Linked DNA regions of Mus musculus: regions 1 and 3 are each linked to region 2. Evidence: chromatin loops called from intact Hi-C (ENCODE). Cell type or tissue: heart. All regions are shown on one strand. Links, peaks and the distances in the headings refer to the core of each region. The heading gives the core; the rest is flanking DNA. Region 1 holds the start of Atp5mpl (ATP synthase membrane subunit 6.8PL). Region 2 overlaps Ckb (creatine kinase, brain). Region 3 overlaps Coa8 (cytochrome c oxidase assembly factor 8).

The links. Hi-C counts contacts between places; a loop is a spot of excess contacts. Peaks named below come from ENCODE experiments on the same cell type or tissue, not always from the same donor. Only the 100,000 strongest peaks of a DNase experiment are listed, where the experiment ranks them.
Region 1: it touches region 2 in a loop (2.4-fold over the local background); 10 of 42 quality-filtered maps call a loop at or near these places.
Region 3: a loop joins it to region 2, with 7 times the contacts of the local background. A loop is called at or near these places in 17 of 42 quality-filtered maps.

What each region holds. Positions count from the first base shown.
Region 1 is chr12:111,964,955-111,969,524 of GRCm38, reverse strand. It overlaps Atp5mpl (ATP synthase membrane subunit 6.8PL), which reads left to right and starts at 2,516. Exons shown (of 4, transcript NM_027360.3): 1 at 2,516-2,601. In heart, for the core only: a CTCF peak has its summit at 2,431; DNase peaks (open chromatin) are centred at 2,504 and 2,774; H3K4me3 peaks cover 1,635 bases; H3K27ac peaks cover 1,419 bases.
Region 2 is chr12:111,665,700-111,670,269 of GRCm38, reverse strand. It overlaps Ckb (creatine kinase, brain), which reads left to right. Exons shown (of 8, transcript NM_021273.4): 6 at 1-108; 7 at 256-445; 8 at 529-915. The coding sequence ends at 707. Among named protein-coding and RNA genes, the nearest start is that of Ckb, 4.4 kb to the left of the region's middle. In heart, for the core only: a CTCF peak has its summit at 1,747 (motif pointing left); DNase peaks (open chromatin) are centred at 1,159, 1,689 and 2,649; H3K4me3 peaks cover 850 bases; H3K27ac peaks cover 1,293 bases.
Region 3 is chr12:111,729,754-111,734,323 of GRCm38, reverse strand. It overlaps Coa8 (cytochrome c oxidase assembly factor 8), which reads right to left. Exons shown (of 5, transcript NM_026511.2): 4 at 4,212-4,302; 5 at 100-657. The coding sequence ends at 558. Among named protein-coding and RNA genes, the nearest start is that of Coa8, 19 kb to the right of the region's middle. In heart, for the core only: a CTCF peak has its summit at 2,450; DNase peaks (open chromatin) are centred at 1,663 and 2,393; H3K4me3 peaks cover 415 bases; H3K27ac peaks cover 680 bases.

The DNA of each region.
Region 1 (4,570 bases), core at 1,280-3,779, 300 kb before region 2:
TGTTACTATTGTGGTGAAAAGTTTTGGTCCTCAGAGGCCTTAGAAATCACTAAGCCTGCAGATGCTCTGTTAGTAATTATTCCTTTATTCTCAACTTGTTCAAAACTGTACTTCACCTTTACTAAATGCTAATTTTCCTATAAGGAGAATCCTGAGGAACAGTCATTTAACATCATCATTAGGTGTTAGGGTTTTGTTGTTTGGCAGTGCTGGGTCTGGAACCCAGGACCCTCACACACGCTAAGCAAGCGCCCTTCCACTGATCTGCAGCCCCAGCCCTCAGCTCTAGTTTTGTCACGTGACTTCCAGACTTTCATTTCTCTGTCTGCTTGATTCCACTAAGATGTTTTGGAGCCTTTTTGTTTTTGTTTTTGTTTTTTTTTAATATTCCTTTTACAAAATTCTCAGTCAGCTATTAGCTCTTCAAATATTTCTACCCTATTCCTCATTGATTTCTTAGACCCAGTTAGCTGTATGATGGAGGGTAAAGCTCAGTTGTAGAGTTTATATCTTGTTCTAGGTACCCACCTATGGTTTCAGCACCATGAGAGGAAAAAGCTGGATAAAGTGGCCCACTCTTGTAATTCTAGCACTAGAGACTGAGGCAGGAGAATTGTCATGAGTTTGAAGCCATACTTAGACACAGGCAAAACACGTATGCATAAAATAATAGTGATTTTAAACTAAAGCAATAAAGTGGTGTTATCAAGACAGTTCAGTGGGTAAAGATGCCTGACAGCTTCGCTCCCCGGACCTCCACATGGGCCCCATGGCACTGGGGATTGTTCCCCACTCTCATCCACGTAATAATATTTGTTAAGGGAAAAAAAAGTAAAGAGAAAAGGAGGGAGGAGGAAAGCGCTAGCTGCTCTGGGCCGAGGGGACTGGGCTCCTTCTGTGTGTGCGACACCTTTGTCTTCCCTTGCTTGTCTGGGTTCCTGACTAGCTCTTCTGTGTTCTGCTTGGGTAATGGCTATACATGCCTAATTTGTTTTAACCCAATAGGTGGCTTTCTTTTGTTCAGTTTCTGTTCAGATGTCAGTCATTTCTTAAACAGAAGTCTGAGGCTGAAGAGATGCCTTAGTGACTCAGGGCATTTGTTGCTCTTCCAAAGGACCCAGGTTCAAATCCCAGCACCAGTGTGATAGAACACAAACATCCATAATGCTGGTTACAGGGTATCCAATGCCTTCTAACTTCTGAGAGCGAACAGGCACATACTTGGTACACAGACATAGATGTGAGCAAAACACTCATACACATAAAAAAAAAAACTTAAAAAAAAACTAAAAAAAAAAGCAATAACAATTTTTGTTCATTTGTTTTGGTTTTGTTTTCTAAAAACCAAACCAGGGTTTCAGGATGCTCTTAAAACCCTAATCATCTTCCTCTACTGTCCAAGTGCTAGGATTATATCACGACACACCCAGCTAGCATGCTTATTTAAAACATAAAACCTTAGGTCCAGTCCCTAGCGTTCCTGCAGAAGTCTCTGCAACGCTTTACAACAATTTTAATGATAATTACTATGCACAGCATGGCTGCTTAATCAAATATTAGAGCAAAAATTTTTGTAGCAATACAGGGGGAAATGGCAAGAAATGCCAAAAGCCTGGCATAGTGGTGCAGGCCTTTAATCCAAGAAGACAGGAGGCAGAGGCAGGCAAATCCCTGAGTGTGAGGCCAGCCTGGGCTACATAACAAGTTACAGAAAGACCTATCTCAAAAAAAAAAAAAATTCAAGTAAAGAGGGTTTCCCCTTGTCACTGTTGCTTTATTTCCTTTGCTCTTATTGTTTGTTGGAGGGGAGAGGGGAGGAGGAGGGAGTGTGAGAGTCTCACTAAGTAGCCCAGGCTATCAAACTCAATAGACCCACAGCCCCACGCTCCACCCTCCACCCTGTGCCTCTGCCCCTTAAACGCTGGGATGAAAGACCCGAGCCACTATGTCTGGCCTTTGGTCTGATTGGTTGTTTTTGTTTTTGTTTTTTCTTTTTTTTTAGACAGGTTCTCACTGTGTAGCTCTGGCTGTCCTGGAACTCACTAAAAAAAATAGACTAGGCTTGAACTCTCAGCGATCTTCCTGCCTCTGCCTCCTGAGTGCTGGGACTAAAGGTATGCACCAACACACGCGAATTTTGGTTTAGGTTTTCAGGCTGGCCTGAAAGTCACATTTATCCTGCTGCTTCTGCCTCCTGAGGGCTAGGATTAAAGCCATAAACCATGTAAAAGGGGCTTTATTTACTTATTTACTTAAGGACAATTTGTCCGGATTATCTACTGTCCTGGTTTCAGCACTGAAAGTCCTCTGTTCCTGGAAACCCACAAACCCTGGGAAATCTGGTCAGTTTTATGACACCTAGAAACACAGTAGGCTTCTCCCAGCTCCTCCTGGTTTGGACTAATCCCTTCCGAAGCTTGTAACACCCGGGCGACCACTGGGGGCGCTGTGGTGCGCAGGCGCGGAAGGCCGGGCAGCCGGCGTCTGGTGTCTCCGCTCCTTCCGCTTTCCCAGCAGGCCCTGCGCGGCGCCTGCGTGCTCTGTGACCTTTCCCATTCTGTAGCAGAATTTGGTGTTGCCTGTGGTCTTGGTCCCGCGGAGGTAAGAGCGGAACCTGGGCTTTTTGCTGTGTTCCCAACCCGGGGGACTAAGGAGGGTCCGGGACCGGGTGCGGTGGGGCCCAGGTAGATCGCGGGCGAAGGACTCTGCGATACACGCTGACCTTGGGTCAGCCCCTGCGCCGCCTACTACAGGGAGGGTCCACCGGGTTCCCCGCGACTGTGACGGAGAGAGTGCCCGGCTGAGTCATCCAGACTGCGGGGGTGTCCGGGGTCAGTCCTCCAGATCCCCAAGAGTCCCCCAAGAGTGTCCGGGACTCCATCACGCCGAGGGCAGGGATGTGCACGGCGTTCAGTCCTCCACACTGCGAAGGTGTTTCTGGAGTTAGTCTTCCTGATTGTATGAGGGGAGGGGTGGTTGTCAGTCCCTTGGACAGATAAGACTTTGCTCAGACATCAATTTCTATGCGAAAGAGGGATTACTCCTCAAGACTTGGAGGGCCAGGGGCCCTAGTATCATCCTCACAGAAGTTGTCCAGGAGCTAGATTCTAGTGGAGGTCCACTCAGCATGGACTGTGTCCTTGTGCTGACACTTGGATGAACCTGTGTAACTATAGGCTCTGGCAAAGGGGCATGCCACCATCAACTGTGAGCATCTTGTTACCTACTCAAGTTACTCAGGGAGGGATGCAGCTAAAAATCCGTGCCAAGAAACATCACTTCAAAGCCAGTGCCTTCTTTCCATTATTCCACAGGTTTCTTCCAAGTTAGGTTTTGGCAAGGCCGATGTTTGAAAATGTATGAAACCACATTATAAACCTCAGACATGTTCCCCTCTTTACAGTGTGCTGCCAGGTAATAGCTTGCTGTTACTGTCACTTTCACAAACTCTGCAGGCATAGGCAGTCTCAGTAGACAGCCATTTGACCTTCGAGTAGGATGATCTTTTATTGAATCTGGTATTGTAAAACTAACAACTGGGAAATATGGTTAGCCAGAGAAACTTAGGTGGGAAGAGTAGAGGCCACACTGAGTACAGGGAACATGTCACTTGTGTAGTCAAATACAACCAAACTGACCAAAATGGAAGTCCAGGAGCAAGAGACAAAGGGGTGGGGGTGGGGTGTAAATGTACTGGATAGCAGGCCTTCACTGTGTCGGGACTCATGGCAGTTTAGAATAAGGACACAGTGCCAGGATGCCTCGATGCTGAGGAGAACACCAAGACCACTGAAGTCCCTCCACATCCTCTGTTTACCTTTTCCTTCCAGACCCTCCTGTGACACCACATTCTTTTTCAGGGTGTGGGAGGTCAAGACAAGTTTTCTCTGTGCCCTGACCATCCTGGAACTCCGTTTGTAGATAAACCAGGCTGGCCTTGAATTGAGAAAGATCCCCCTGCCTCTACCTTCCAAATGCTAGGATTAAAGTCAATCGCTGATATCATACCAGTCTTGATACAGCTCAACACTTCTGCACAGCCTATGAGATGAAACCTCTTTAAGTACTTTCTTAGAATCCCAGTGGCCTGGGACTTGCTGCTTTCTATTGGGTTTTTGTAGCAATTCCTTGCTATTGATTTGATCATTTCCTGAGTGCTCACTGTGCACCACGTGCCATTCTGGATCCATTCATTGTTGTTTGGGGACGGGGTGGGGGATATCTTTGTTTTTGTCTTTTGAGACAGGTTCTTGCTGTGTAGCCCTGGCTATCTATGTAGCCCTGGCTATCATGTAGACCAGGCTGGCTTTGAACTTACAGAGTGCTGGTTGGCTGGGATTAAAGGCTTGTGCTGCCACCTCCCAGCTAGGGTCCTTTATTTTTTAAGAGTCTGTCGAGCAAGTAGGAGGTCCATGATTGATGAAGAGATCTGACAAAGGAGGTTTAGAGAATTCCTAAAGTCAAGAACAGAGCTGGATCCCAAGGGTTCTAACCCATTGGTCCCCTACAGTACTCTCTCAGTCCTTGCCTGTGCCACAAAGATTCCACTCCACCTACTCAGTGACTTGGG
Region 2 (4,570 bases), core at 764-3,263:
ACTTTCCTGGTGTGGATTAACGAGGAGGACCACCTGCGAGTCATCTCCATGCAGAAGGGGGGCAACATGAAGGAAGTGTTCACCCGATTCTGCACCGGCCTCACTCAGGTCAGGCCTGGGCATTCCCCAGGGCTTCCTCACTAGGGGCGTTGGTGCTGGGGAGGGATCAGGGGCAGATCAGAGCCCACATCTCCCAGGGTCCGTAGGGCTTCCGGCCAGGCTTCCTTCTCTTAACTCTCCCTTCTCCACCTTCAGATCGAAACTCTCTTCAAGTCCAAGAACTATGAGTTCATGTGGAATCCTCACCTGGGCTACATCCTCACATGCCCATCCAACCTGGGCACCGGACTGCGGGCAGGTGTGCACATCAAGCTGCCCCACCTGGGGAAGCACGAGAAGTTCTCGGAGGTGCTCAAGCGGCTGCGGCTTCAGAAGCGAGGCACAGGTGAGGGGCAGAAGGCACAGGTGAGGGGCAGAAGGTGCAGGTGTTGTCCTCAGCCCCGCTGACCTGCCCATGTCCCACCGCAGGTGGCGTGGACACCGCTGCTGTCGGTGGGGTGTTTGATGTCTCCAACGCTGACCGCCTGGGCTTCTCGGAGGTGGAACTGGTGCAGATGGTGGTGGACGGAGTGAAACTACTCATTGAGATGGAGCAACGGCTGGAGCAGGGTCAGGCAATCGATGACCTCATGCCGGCCCAGAAGTGAAGCCTGGCCCTCGCCACCATCAGGCTGCCGCTTCCTAACTTATTAACCGGGCAGTGCCCGCCATGCATCCTTGATGTTTGCCGCCTGGCGGCTGAGCCCTTAGCCTCGCTGTAGAGACTTCTGTCGCCCTGGGTAGAGTTTATTTTTTTGATGGCTAAGCTGTTGCTGACACTGAAAATAAACTAGGGTTTGGCCTGCCCTATTTCTGAGTGTTGCTTCTCCTTTCCTAGGGACAGTGTGTGTGTGTGTGTATGTATGTGTGTGTGTGTGTGTGCGCGCGCTGGCCTTCTGTGTCATCTCACCTAGCAGATGAAACATGAGCCATAGAAGATACAGGGCAGAGAGGGAGGGAGGCTCTGAGTCCAGCCTGAGCATCTAAGGACATCTGTGCTTGCAGGGTGGAGCCTAGTGTTTCCTTAGTCCCAGCCAGCTAAAGGAGTCAGAAACTTGACATCTTCCCCAGTTTCTTTCTGCTGTCTTCCTGGCAGCCTGAAGAGCCAAAGTTTTACCTCCTCACTTCCTCCCCCTCCAGGCTCCAACCCCTACTCCAGTTCCTAAATAACCCTCTCCCTGCTTCCTCCAGCTTCCATCGTCCTCAGGTCGAGGTGCCTCCTCCTCACCGCCCCCCCCCCCGCCCCCAGCTCTCTAGCCCCTGTCCCGTCCCTCTCATTTGCAGCTAGCTTCCTCTCTGGGGCCCTAGTGGTTGGGAGGAGACAACCCTCTGCTTCCACTTCGAGCTTTTATGCCACGTCATCTAGGAGAGGGAACAGTAGTTAGAGGGGCTCTGTCGTGACCCGTCCCTGTCTGTGGACAGGTCAAAGGGGAGGTACCCCAAGGCTCACATCAGGGCTCCTGGGCACAAATGAGGCTTGGCTGCCTTCATGGCGGCTTATCCTGGTTGGGCCTCATGAAAAGATCTGGCCCACATTTGAAAGCCGAGAAAGGAAAAAACAGCAGCCAGGGGCTGGGACTACAGTTCCCCGCCCCCACAGTGACTCTTCCAAGAGGACAGTCTTGTGCTGCCACCTGCTGGTCAGGCTCATCACAGGCTTACCTGGTCAACCCAGACATCATACTCAGACCCAGGAGACAGGAGGCAAGGCTGAGCTATGAGCTACAGAGGTTATGTTCTGTCTGGGGTTTGCTTCAATGGCCAGACTCCAGCTATGGGCTCATCTAGGTGGTGTCTAGGCTGGGGAAACTCTAGTTGAGTACTGACCTCTGTATCATGCTGTTTGAATGCACCTCACTGGGGGTGGGCTGGACATAGGACAGGGCAGGTTCCCTAGAAGCACAAAAGGGTCAAGAGATCTCTGCATCTCTCCTTAGTGTCCAGGGGTAGCACTCAATCCTGCCTTCGGTCTCCTCAGATGTCCTAACAAGTTTGCAGCTGGCACTCCTGTCAGAAAGACCTGGGGTCCACACTAGACCATTCCCTCAGCTTTAAGTCATCCAGCCACACTGTAGACTTCAGTCTGGTGGCAAAAAGCAGTCCTCCTGCCTTCCTTTAGGAAGGCAGAGGCGAGTGGGGCTCTGAGCTCAAGGCCAGCCTGGTCTATAGAGCAAGTTTCAGGACAGACAGAGAACTCCAAAGAAAAGCCCTGCCTTGAAAAACTAGGGGGAAAATGCCTTTCAAACCATCTCCACCAACAAAGGAAATGAGTCTCTGAGGGGACCATCCAGACTATAAGAGAGGGACAGTAGGCATAGAGAGATAAACTCCCCATGTCTGCTGTTGGGACACCAAAAAGACCTAAGAAAAGAAGGCAGGACACAGGACCCCTGTAACGGGTGAGGGTTTTCTATCTTCCTATAGGTGCCTCAGGTCTGTGAAGTTCAGTCTTGGAATACCACCTTCTTCCCGCCACTTGAACCCAGAATGTTCTGCTGGCTCAGGCCCCTTATCGCCAGCAAGGTCAAGGCCGGCTAACTTGATGTGGCTAGGCCAGACACCATCCCACTGGAGGTAGGCACAGCACTGTGTGGTACTTTCCCATCCAAACCCCAAGGATCCAGAGAGCTGCAGCCTGAAACCCCACTCTACTTACGCAGGATCCAGAGGGCAGAACCTAGCCTAGAAAAGATGTTTCCTCCAGGCAGTGAATCTCATGAGCATCTTGGACCAGCCACTCAGGCAGGGGCACAGCTGAGCCCCTTTGGGGTTTGTGCTTCCAGGGTTGAGCTGTTTCCTGGACACAGGACCTTCCTGGCCTCTGTGTAGGCTCAGAAACTCAGGACTCTACTAGGCTCTGAGTTCCTACCCCAGTCTCACCCAGATAGAAGAATCTTGTTGTGTTCCCTCGGCTGTGCTGCATGCTACTTTCCTGTGCTCGGTAGATCTCCAGGACTTATGGAAGTCCAGACAGCCCTGCTCTTTCTCTGGATCCGAGATTCAAATGAGTGTGTTGAGCTTTCGTGGCTTTCGTGGCTTTCGTGAGAGTGGTTGCAGAGATGAAAGGTGCTGTGCTCACTGGGTACCGGAATGGAAACACATCTCCCTGGGACAGGCTGGCCACCCTGATTTCTTGCTGGGAGCAGCCAGAGAAGGATTTCACCCTGGAGCCACCTACATTCGGTGGTCCAATGATAGAGGTGGGTGTTCTGTCCACTAAGACATCAACCCACCATACTAGCAAAAACTCCAGCTCTCACCCTGGTGCTGGTAGAATTTCTAGATGCTGACCCAGGAAGACCACTATCTAAAGAAATAACAAGGAACTACAACTCCTTAGAGAAGGAAAGAACTGGTCAGGACCATTTACCTGGAAAAAAAGAAAGAAAGAAAAAGCTTGGCCAACCCCACCCCTCCTACTTCGTGCAAGCAAACTTCACACTCAGTGCTATGAAGACAGGCTGAGGAAGCCAAGAAGCAAGCATGGGTTATAAAACAGCTCGCGCTGAGATCCCACACATTATGTATGGAAAAACCCCCAGAACAGTCTGGCTGTGGGAGGGAACAGGTGATTTCCCTCTTTATACTTCGCTTTCCGAATGTCTTCCAGTGAACTTGTATTGCTTATATAAGGCAATGGTTTTGGCCATGTTGAGGGTTGAACTCGGCGCGGCGCGGTGCATGCTGGGAACGCAGCTCAACCACTAAGCTGCACTTGTGGTCCTCCCCAGGCACCTGAGGAGGAAACTGAAATCCTCCTGCCTCCACCAACCGGCGGCTGGGACAATGGATATATACTACCTCACCCTGTTTCTGCAGTGTAGTGTTTAGGATTAAACCAAGGGCTCTGTACTAGTTAGTGCTGAGCTACAGCCTCGGCCCTGTCCCAGTCAAATTGGAAATAGTTTTCTTTATTCTTCTTCTATTTATAGGAATTTAATGTGTTGCAGCTGGTGGGAGCACTGAGGCAGTAGCAAGCAGGCATCCACTGGCACCCTCTCCTATTATGGGGAAACTGAGGCTCACATAGAAAAGCCTAACCCAGGCATGGGTTGATTCTTCTGCTCTTTAACTTGTGGGGCTCTCAGGGGGCTCTTCAGGGCTGGGTCCAGCTTCTCCCAATAGTAGCTTAGAAGGCTGCAATTGCCTGCAGGCTTCCTTACACAGCACTTCTATTTCTGACCCAGCCTGGTACTTAACAAACCTCCCAGATGCCGGAGGCAGCTAGACACTGTACCCACAGGCATGCAAGTTAGATAACTTTCCCACTGGCCAAAAGGTGAGTCAATGACAAAGGACAAAGGTGTAGTGGGGGACAGCCTAGGGAAGCAAGGCTTTTCAGTGAGCTGGGGTTCGAGCCTGCGTCCTGCAGCTTCCCACAGTCTCGTCAGGCCCTTACTAACACCTTACTCTGCTTTGCTAAGGACACCGGGGTTCAGGCGTCCTGACCACCACAGCTTGGCAGGTACAC
Region 3 (4,570 bases), core at 1,162-3,661, 64 kb before region 2:
TGGTCTTTCACACAGAGATGCTGTTTGTCTTCACTGTGGTCAGGGCTGAGGACCCCACCACACCACCAGAGCCAGCTGAAGGCTTATTCTCAACTTGCACTGGTTTAAATTCTTTTGTTTATTTATTTATTTATTTATTTATTTATTTATTTATTTATTTAATGTAAGTACACTGTAGCTGTCTTCAGATACTCCAGAAGTGGGCATCAGATTTCGTTTCGGGTGGTTGTGAGCCACCATGTGGTTGCTGGGATTTGAACTCAGGACCTTTGGAAGAGCAGTCAGCGCTCTTAACCGCTGAGCCATCTCACCAGCCCTGGTTTAAATTCTTGCAGTGAAACTTTATTCACATTTTTACACTGCAATATTCTGAGCTGGTATAATTCAAAGTACAGACAATACAAAATACAGCCTCAGCATACAGCGTACTGAGGAGCCTGAGCCAGGCAAGCACGGCCCAAGGGACTGTGCTCGCTTAGTGTCCAGGGCCTCATAAACAGAACCTGGAGCTGTGGGTCAGGTTCCGGTGCTGTGGGTCAAGTTCTGGTGGGCTCCTCCTAACTGCTTGTCTTCTTTTGCCTTAGCTTGCTCCACATCCTCTCCAGGACCACCTTCCCCATGAAGAAAGTGATGGCAAAATTACGCTTGTACCAGTCTCTACAGAGAAAGAGAGGACCCCAGTCAACTGCAGTGTCAGGCCTGATCAGCAGCTTTCCTGGAGGTGCCACAGTCACCTGACTCCCTACTTCCACCCCAGCAGAATACACACACACACACACACACACACACACACACACACATAGAGAGAGAGAGAGTTTCCCTAAGTATAGAGAGCTCTAATCTTCCCCTGGCCTGTATTAGCAGATTCCTAGGATGCTCTGAGGATCCAGCAGCATCCTAGACAGGCAGTGATGAGTAGCGCCATGGAACAGCCTACCAGGCTTTCCAGGGACCTGGGATTGGGGTGGGGCTCTGCTTGGGTCTAATTTGTATGAGACAAAGTATCCCACAGAAGGAAGCTGACTGTCACAACGTTCTCCTTCTCCTGGGTCTCTGATGCTCTCATACACACCCTGGCAGAATCTGGACAGAGAAAATACACAGGCTGCTGCCTACACGTCGTAAGTGGAAGCCCACCCACTGGGCCCACCCACTGAGCCTAACGGTGAGGTGAAGTGTGGAGGGCTTACTGCATAGAGGAAAGGCACATCTCAGATCCTGGGTGCAAGCCCCTGCTGCCCCAAAGCCACCAGCCGTTCCAGGCCCTGAGCACTTCTGCTAGGGCTGGATTCACTGACCCTTGGATCTCAGCACAGAAGGTAAGAGAGGAGCCAGAGCCCTAAGGAGGTGACAGCACAAGTCAGCCACAGTGTAGGTCCACAAACTCCATCTACCTTCCTGAGAACTTTATAACTCACAACCTGCTGTCAAGCAGAACCCTAAGTAAACAGGAAGGCTCTGGGGGAGCAAGAGGCCACCCCGTGTGACTCAGGCAAGAAGAGCCCCACTGCTCTTGTGAGGCAGATGATCTGGACAGTCAAGCAGAGAAACCAGCAAAGGAAGCCAGCAAAGCCTCCCTGTTTCCGAGCGGAGGCAGCCTCACAGAGCCTGCGCACACACAGCCTGCAGGGGGCAGCCGTGCGCTGTGTCCGTGAGCTCACGTGGCTGAGCGCCTAACTGGGTCAAAGCAACACAGCGCAGCCGCAGCCGCAGCCGCAGACTGCTCCCTTCGAAGCGCATCCAGCCTCCAATGCCGCCCACGTTCTCGGAGACCTTGCCGCTCTGGCCACAGCCAGCCCTGTCACTGCTGCATTTTAATGCAAATCTCGAGTTGCATCTTAATTGCAGTACCAGGCAGAACAAAAAAACTAAAATCTCAAAAAAAAAAAAAAATTCAGATTTATCAGGCCAACCATATGGTGGCCTACACTTCTAATCTGAGCACTTGGGAAGTGAAGGTAGACAGAACCTCTGTGAGTTTGAGGCTAGCCTGGGCTACACAGTGAGTTTCTGAACAGCCAGAACCACATAGTGAGATCCTTTCACAAACAAAACCCACTAATCTGTCAGGATGATGAGCTGGCCCAGACACACCTATCCCATCTCCATGAGACACCTGTCACAAGAGCTCAGGACTGGGCAGGCAGGCGCTCAGGTTCTCGTGCCTGCCCCACATATACACAGCCCTTACTTTTCCTATGAGCTGGTGCTTCAATTTGGAAGCCCGACCACACTTCAGCCCACGTCAGTCTCCTGAACAGCTGCAGGCGTGGCTGTCCTTCCTCCGGCAGCACCCTGGGCCACCGATGAGGACATGCTTAGTTAGGCCTCGGGTGTGGCACCCTCATCTGTCACCATCCAATCCCACAGCTTTTGCTGACCGGTGGCGTTAGCAGTCAGGGTTGATGAGGGATGACGAGTGTCTAGCCCTGTGTGGCCACCAGGGAAATACTTACATCACTGTTTCTGAGTGTTCTTTTTGTTTTGTTTTCCAAGACAGAGTTTCTCAGGGCAGCGCTGGCTGTCCTGGAACTCACTCTGTAGACCAGGCTGGCTTCACACTCATAGCTCACCTGCCTCTGCCTCCCGAGTGATGCCACCAGCAGCAAGCCCGAGTGTCCCTTTGTGTGCTCACCTTTGACTACCTTTGGCACCGGGCAGGGAAGCTTTTCCACACGAGCCGTACATACAGAAGAGACCAGAGCTTGCTTTCTTGAGTGCTCACACAGATGTGTGTGTGTGTGTGTGTGTGTGTGTGTGTGTGTGTACACAATGGTGTTTTGTAATGCTCTGCATGTTCTGCTTGGGAGGGTGACTCACCCTGCAGTTCAGGCTCCTTGCTGGTCCCTGCATGGCTCTCCTGTGGCCTTTGATCTCTACTGATCAAGAGTTCTGACAGAGGGCTGGTGAGATGGCTCAGTGGGTAAGAGCACCCGACTGCTCGTCCGGAGTTCAAATCCCAGCAACCACATGGTGGCTCACAACCATCCGTAACGAGATCTGACTCCCTCTTCTGGAGTGTCTGAGGACAGCTACAGTGTACTTACATATAATAAATAAATATTTTTTAAAAAAAGAAGTCTTTAAAAAAAAAAAAAAGAGTTCTGACAGACCCCGTTTTTCCAAGGAAAGATACTTAAAGGGCATTGATGTAAGTCCCTGAGGCACTGTGGGTACCGTGCACGCATACTGAAGCTGACAAGTTTGGTTAAAACTGCAAAAAGTGTAACCTTAAAAAACCATGCAACTTCTACCTCTACTGAAAACACCAAAGCTGTTAAACTATGGTTAAAAAAAAAAAAAAGATGTGCTAGGTGAACTGTACAGATGTGGGTGTGCTAGGTGAACCGTACAGATGTGGGTGTGCTAGGTGAACCGTACAGATGTGGGTGTGCTAGGTGAACCGTACAGATGTGGGTGTGCTAGGTGAACCGTACAGATGTGGGTGTGCTAGGTGAACCGTACAGATGTGGGTGTGCTAGGTGAACCGTACAGATGTGGGTGTGCTAGGTGAACCGTACAGATGTGGGTGTGCTAGGTGAACCGTACAGATGTGGGTGTGCTAGGTGAACCGTACAGATGTGGGTGTGCTAGGTGAACCGTACAGATGTGGGTGTGCTAGGTGAACCGTACAGATGTGGGTGTGCTAGGTGAACCGTACAGATGTGGGTGTGCTAGGTGAACCGTACAGATGTGGGTGTGCTAGGTGAACCGTACAGATGTGGGTGTGCTAGGTGAACCGTACAGATGTGGGTGTGCTAGGTGAACTGTACAGATGTGGGTGTGCTAGGTGAACCGTACAGATGTGGGTGTGCTAAGTGAACCGTACAGATGTGGGTGTGCTAGGTGAACCGTACAGATGTGGGTGTGCTAGGTGAACCGTACAGATGTGGGTGTGCTAGGTGAACCGTACAGATGTGGGTGTGCTAGGTGAACCGTACAGATGTGGGTGTGCTAGGTGAACCGTACAGATGTGGGTGTGCTAGGTGAACCGTACAGATGTGGGTGTGCTAGGTGAACCGTACAGATGTGGGTGTGCTAGGTGAACTGTACAGATGTGGGTGTGCTAGGTGAACCGTACAGATGTGGGTGTGCTAAGTGAACCATACAGATGTGGGTGTGCTAGGTGAACTGTACAGATGTGGGTGTGCTAAGTGAACCATACAGATGTGGGTGTGCTAGGTGACCTCAGGGCAGGCGTGAGCGCTTACCGGTTATAGCGCATGTGCTTCTGGAAATTCTTACTCAGAAAGTCCTTATAGAAGTCGGCCATCTCCTCTGCATCCAGCGTTGCTCTTTGGCCTAGAAGTAAGTCACAATTAAACATAACACGGGAGAAGCTGCCCATGCCAGGCACACTTAGAACCCAGCACTGTAGCTAAAAAATAGAAGGATCAAAGTTTGAGGCCAGCCTTGCTATAAGAGATCCTGTCTTAATAATCCAAAAGCCAGCTGGGCAGTGGTGGTGCACGCCTTTAATCCCAGCACTTGGGAGGCAGAGGCAGGCGGATTTCTGAGTTCGAGGCCAGCTTGGTCTACAGAGTGAGTTCCAGGACAGCCAGGGCTATAC